Regions from separate parts of the Homo sapiens genome. Here region 2 is linked to region 1. Evidence: chromatin loops called from intact Hi-C (ENCODE). Cell type or tissue: mammary epithelial cell. All regions are shown on one strand. Each heading gives the region's core, and the rest is flanking DNA. Links, peaks and the distances in the headings are about the cores only.

Region 1 (2,914 bases), core at 8-2,507:
CACCGCGCCCGGCCGCAATTCCATTTCTTAAGTGAAAATCAGAATTTCTTTTCTTTTTTCCCCTTCTATTTTTTCTTTTAATCTTTTTTCTTTTGTCTTCAAGCAATTTTCATTTTTTTTTTTTTTTTTGATATTCAGGGAACCTGAGGCGAATGAAGGGGAGGAACCTGGGAGCTACTGACTGTGATTACAGTGGATATTCACAAAGGAAGACCTTTAGTACAGTGTGAAGTAGTGAGGGAAAGGGTGATGGAGTAGGAGGGATTTAAGTAAAACCTTTCAGGTTTAAGGTCAATGGAAAGCGAAGGAACATTCTAGAAGGACATTAGATTTTCCTTAGAGTGACATTAGAGTTTCTATAATTGGACTATACCCTTTAGTGCCTCAAATCAAGGGTTTCACATTTTCTTTTTTTTTTTGGAATTGCCTGCTCATGTATTTCCATCTCCTTAAAGGCAAGGGCTGGCCGCCTTATTTGGCTGATACTAGCCTCCATGGCATCAGCCTGTCCAGTGGAAGTCCTGAAACAGTACACGATGAATGGATAAATGAATGAATGAATGAATGAAATGAATGAGGGAAGAAATGAATATTGTGCTTCCAGAACGAGGAGAGAAGGGACGATGATGTGGCAAATTGGCCCAGCATCTTAAGATCTGTATTGACTTTAGCCTCATGTGGTAGTTTAATGATACTCTCTCTTACTCAGGGAATGTGCCTTTTAAGCTGTGGTCTGTGGTCAATGTGTGTGCACATCTCTGAGAGTCCCGGCTGTGTTGTGTTTGTGATGGCTCCCATATGTGGTTTGCCTTTGTATCTGATTGTAAATTAACCTTGACATGTAGGTCACCTGACCGTGTATGGAGAGAGAAAAATCACTTTCTTCTTCTCTACAAGCTATGTGAGTGCAGACTGAAGTTCCGAGTTGTGATCTCAAGCAGTCTGCAGAAACTAACCTTTGGCATACTTGGCCACAGCCGACTTCTTTCTAGTAAATTCCCACTGGTTCTTGGCTTTTCTTGTAGAATTAACACATTTGCAAAGTTTTCTTCATTGGTATTCCTGGTACGTGGACTGGAATATTCTTCATCCCTTGATTTGTGGGATCGTTTTGTCTTTGGGCCACACTTGTCATGGGAGGAAAGTCACAGCTAGACTGGGTATGGAAAGAATGGAAGTGTGTCTCCTGCAGGGAGAGCCCAGGTTATTGAGACAGTCTTGGCCCGTGTTTCTTGAAGAAGACGTTGGGTTTTGTTTTGCTCATTGATGGCCATACCCCTTGTGTGGTTGGCCAGGAAGCTGAACGCTTGCTCCCCCTTGTGGCTAAATACAGGTGGTTCTGCTGGCAAACCCAGTGGTCAATTACTGCATCTACTAAGGATTAAGAAGATTATAAATGTAAACTCAGCTTGAAACTTTTTGTGGCTTAGAGGTAAAGCAAGAAAATAATTAAGATAACAACTCACATGCTGAGGGTGTTTCATGTGTTATTATTGTGGATGTTAATAACAATTTTGGCTCTCTGTGGGAAGCCATTTCCTTCACTTAATCAGTTGGCAAAGAAAGTACATCAGGGAAGATTGTTCACCCTGAGCCGAGAAAGTGGAGTTTCAAGTAAGAACCCTGCTCCGCATCCTGCCACTGAGTTGAGATCATCTATTTGATTTAGCTACTGATAAAGTGTTTTTAATTACAAATTGTCTGCTTGCTTGGGGACTGACACAAACACTTGTTTTGTTTTCAAAGTGCCTTCTCTCCCCAGTGTTGGGTTTGGAGTAGAGCAAGAGTAACACAGAGGTTGCAGTCAGTGTCTTCCAGCGATTTTCATTTTGTTTGATATGCGGGGAACCTGATGCTGATGAAAGGGAGGAACCCAGGAGCTACTGACTGTGACTACAGTGGATATTCACAAAAGAAGGACCTCAGTACAGTTCCAAGTAGTGAGAGGTTGATGGATTAGGACAGATTTAAGTAAAACTTAACAGGTTTAAGGTCAAAGAAAAGTGAAGCAACATTCCAGAAGGACCCAGAAAAGCCGAGCAAGTCAGGCACTGAGATCTTGGGATTGAGAGGAGTTGCTGGTTCAGACCCAGCACTGTTCTGGAACTTTCTTTTGGGTACTCTTTTTTTGTTTCATCGATTCCTTTAAAAGGTACAATCCAGAACTGAACATGTCATTCCACAAGTGGCCCAACCAGTGTTGTATACACTGACTGGACAGGTTTTGCCACTAAAATGGAATAATAGTCTGGTTTTCCTAATTCCAGGAAAGGAAAATCAAGGAATAGATACATTTTTTAAAAAAGCATTTAAAGAATTTCTCCTGTAGACATTATCTTAAACTTTTGGTCCCTGCCATTGTATGTGTATCTTGAATCCAAGGGTAATACGATACGCAGTCTGGCAAAAGCAGTCATTTTAAATGATTGAGCAATATTTAGTGACTTTCAAAGAGCAGAGAGCACAACTTGGCTACCATAGAAGCTCCACCATGATGGGCGCAGGGTTTCCTCTAGGCTGGAAGTTGTGTTCTGGTTATCTTGTGAGAGAAATGCATCCTGTGTGATTTATGTGGATTCATTTATTCTTAGAGGAAATCAGACAAAAACCATATTGTAAGGCCCAACCCATCTAAAAAGACAATAGAAATGAGTTCTGTGTGTTTTTCAGCAGGGCCTCATGGGCACCACTCGTAAGTCCAGAATCTCTTCCAAGAACAGGAAGTTTCTGGAGGGCAGTGGAGAAGGGGAGTGAGGGCTCAGCTCTGTGAGGTCGAGGTGGGTGTGAGGACCAGCACCAGTGGGGAGTGGGTTTATTAGCTGGGAAAGGCCATAAGGATGAGGAAGAGAAGCTTGTGTTTGAGAGGATAACAGGGAGGAAAAGTCGCCGAGCCCAGAGTGTGTATTCACTGCCT
Region 2 (2,914 bases), core at 301-2,800, 96 kb after region 1:
GGAAAATGAAGCAAGTTCAAGAAAATTAGATTTATGTGGAAAATAAATTCTGCATCTAGTTATTCATTATCAGGTATGAGATTACAGGCATGAGCCACTGTGCCTGGTGACCTCATTTGAACTCGATTACCTCTGTGAAGACCCTGTTTCCGAAGAAGGTCAACATTCTGAGGTGCCATTGTCAGGTATGAGGTAAACACACTGAGAATACCACATTTTGGCAACTCAGACAAGACTATTTTCCAAACATGTAACCCTGGGAAGAAGGTAACCTATCATAGTGTGTGTTAAGAAGTCAAGCAACCAAGAAATGTTAATTGAAGGCCCGTTTTGTACAAGGTTGCATGGAAAAGACACACTAGCGTAAGACATGGACAGTGGCCCTGAGTGACGTGCAGCCGGTTTAGGCGAATTAAGATTTACATACTTGAAAAGGGACAAACAAGTCTGGACGTGGTGACTCATACCTGTAATTCCAACACTGTGGGAGGTGGAGGCAGGAGGATCCCTTGAGGCCAGGAGTTTGCAACCAGCCTGGGCAACATGGGAAAACCCCTGTCTCTACAAAAATTAAAAAAAAATTAGCCATGTGTGGCAGCATGCCCATAGTCCCAGCTACTCACAGGGGCTGAGGTGGGAGAATTGCTTGAGCCCAGGAGATCCAGGCTGCAGAGATTGTGCCACTGCAGCCTGGGTGGCAGAGCGAGACCCTATCTCAAAAAAAAAAAAAAAAAAAAAAAGAACAGAAAAGGAACAAACAACAGACACAAGATTCCATGGAAAAGGGAGTGGTCTAAGTATTCAGACTGTAGGAATTCAGAGAGTGGAGAGGCTGGTTATTATGGGGGTGCTTCATCCTGGGGAGTTGAGGGAAAGGAGGTGCTGGCTGCCTGGAGCCTGGAAGAATCAAAGATTTCCAAGGCCATGGGGGGAAAGCATGAAGGATGAGTGAATAGACACCAGGGCTGAGCACCCTGAAAACTGTGAAGATACTAGATTGACCTGTTTGGAAAACCAAACAGATGTGGCTGTTATTGACAAGTGGTTTTGTTTTTGTTTTGAGACAGAGTCTCACTTGGTCGCCCAGGCTGGAGTGCTGTGGCTTGATCTTGGCTCCCTGCAACCTCCGCCTCCAAGGTTCAAGCAGTTCTCCTACCCCAGCCTCCCAAGTAGCTGGGATTACAGGCATGAGCCACCATGCCCGGCTAATTTTTTGTATTTTTAGTAGAGATGGGGCTTCACCATGTTGGCCAGGCTGGTCTCGAACTCCTGAGCTCAGATGATCCACTTGCCTTGGCCTCCCAAGGTGCTGGGATCACAGGCATGAGCCACTGTGCCTGGCCAACAAGTGGTTTAAATTGGATTCTCCATTTCCCACCTAATAGAAAGTCGGAAGCATAGGGCAAAAGTAAAGGAAGGACCCTGTGTTCTGCTGGTTAAATATAACAGAGGTCTGACTCCATGGCTATTATAGGAGAGGTGCATTTTGTTCTATGTAAATTATCTTGATGTGTCCCCTGTGCCTTTACCCCATGATTATTTAGCACTTTTTTCTCCACGGTCACAGGGACAGGGAGAAACATACACCCATAAAACAGTGTCATCTAGAGGCAAAAACTTGTAATGCTCAAGCATGTGCTCTGACGAGGTGGGGCAGGGTGTGTAGGAACAACACTCTACTAATTATTACAGAGCTTGCTCTGCACTCTCTGTAGAAGTCCTTCAATATCCAGTCTAACACACACAGTAACTTAAGAGAGGATTTTAAAAAATCAAAATGCCCTCAGATTTGTATTGGATTTAACCAGGCTGAGATCCCTGAGATCCAAATATAATAATGTGTCCTTTTTGGATGAATCAGACACAAGCAAAAATCTCCAGTGTGTGTCCAGCTTTAGAGGTGTAGTAATGGATTCCACAGTTCACGCTGGTGGGCCAGCCAAGACTTTTAATGCTGATGTGGGCTTCATTCTTTCTATAAACTCCCTTTCTTCTTGATAGTGCATGGGCCCAGGGGTTCCAAACATGGGTACCTGCCGTAATTGATCTGTGTAACCGGAGAAAATACATATCCTATGGCACCCTTGTGTCGGGATATAGGGGGCATCACCGTAATGTGGCTCTTTTTCTGTTGATTATAGTTTTTTCTTTCTGTGATCACACAATTGTTTTATCCTCGCTTAAAAAATTTCAAGAAGTGCAGCACTCAGAATAACAGAAAAGTCAGGTGTCTGGTGGTTTGTTTGCACATTTAATAGACTTGAAGATAAACTCTCTAAACATTTATTTTGCAAGTTGTTTTTCTGAGAGTTGAGGGGAAACTTTTGCCCTTTGGTCTCCCTGAGGAATTCTAGGATTTCACAGGTAGGCGTGTGTTTTGGACTGCAGGCTGAACGTGGTTGGCAGGGTGGCATGAGGAGGGCACATATTTTAAGCGTTCTTAGGGCAGATCCACGATCCTTTACCTGCCATTTCTAAGTCCAAAAAGCCCTGAAAACCAAAGACATCTTTACAGGTTTGTAGGAAATTGATTTGAGAGCAAAACCTGATGTGAACAGATTTGAGAGTATTCTAGGCATCTTGTATAACACTTCATTCAATGCTTTGTGCCTCTTGCTGCACAGATATTAACATTCACTTATGGGCCCTGCCCCATCCCCTACTGGGGATGCTATGCAATAATCAGAATAATCAAACTAATAATAATAATAATAATTGGAATAATCACTGAGTCATTGTATTAGTCCGTTTTCACGCTGCTGGTAAAGACATACCCAAGACTGGGTCATTTATAAAGAAAAAGAGGTTTAATGTACTCAGTTCCACATGGCCGGGGAGGCCTCACAATCATGGTAGAAGGCAAAAGGCACATCTTACATGGCGGCAGACAAGAGAGAAATGAAAGCCAAGGGAA

What was found. Hi-C counts contacts between places; a loop is a spot of excess contacts. Peaks named below come from ENCODE experiments on the same cell type or tissue, not always from the same donor. Only the 100,000 strongest peaks of a DNase experiment are listed, where the experiment ranks them.
Region 2: a loop joins it to region 1, with 7 times the contacts of the local background. A loop is called at or near these places in 10 of 110 quality-filtered maps.

The regions. Positions count from the first base shown.
Region 1 is chr18:58,134,658-58,137,571 of GRCh38, forward strand. The region is part of intron 1 of NEDD4L (NEDD4 like E3 ubiquitin protein ligase); the gene reads left to right. Among named protein-coding and RNA genes, the nearest start is that of NEDD4L, 92 kb to the left of the region's middle. In mammary epithelial cell, for the core only: a CTCF peak has its summit at 1,318 (motif pointing left); DNase peaks (open chromatin) are centred at 754 and 1,304.
Region 2 is chr18:58,230,521-58,233,434 of GRCh38, forward strand. The region is part of intron 2 of NEDD4L (NEDD4 like E3 ubiquitin protein ligase); the gene reads left to right. Among named protein-coding and RNA genes, the nearest start is that of NEDD4L, 190 kb to the left of the region's middle. RefSeq lists an enhancer at 1,669-1,718. In mammary epithelial cell, for the core only: a CTCF peak has its summit at 1,610 (motif pointing left); a DNase peak (open chromatin) is centred at 471; H3K27ac peaks cover 2,153 bases.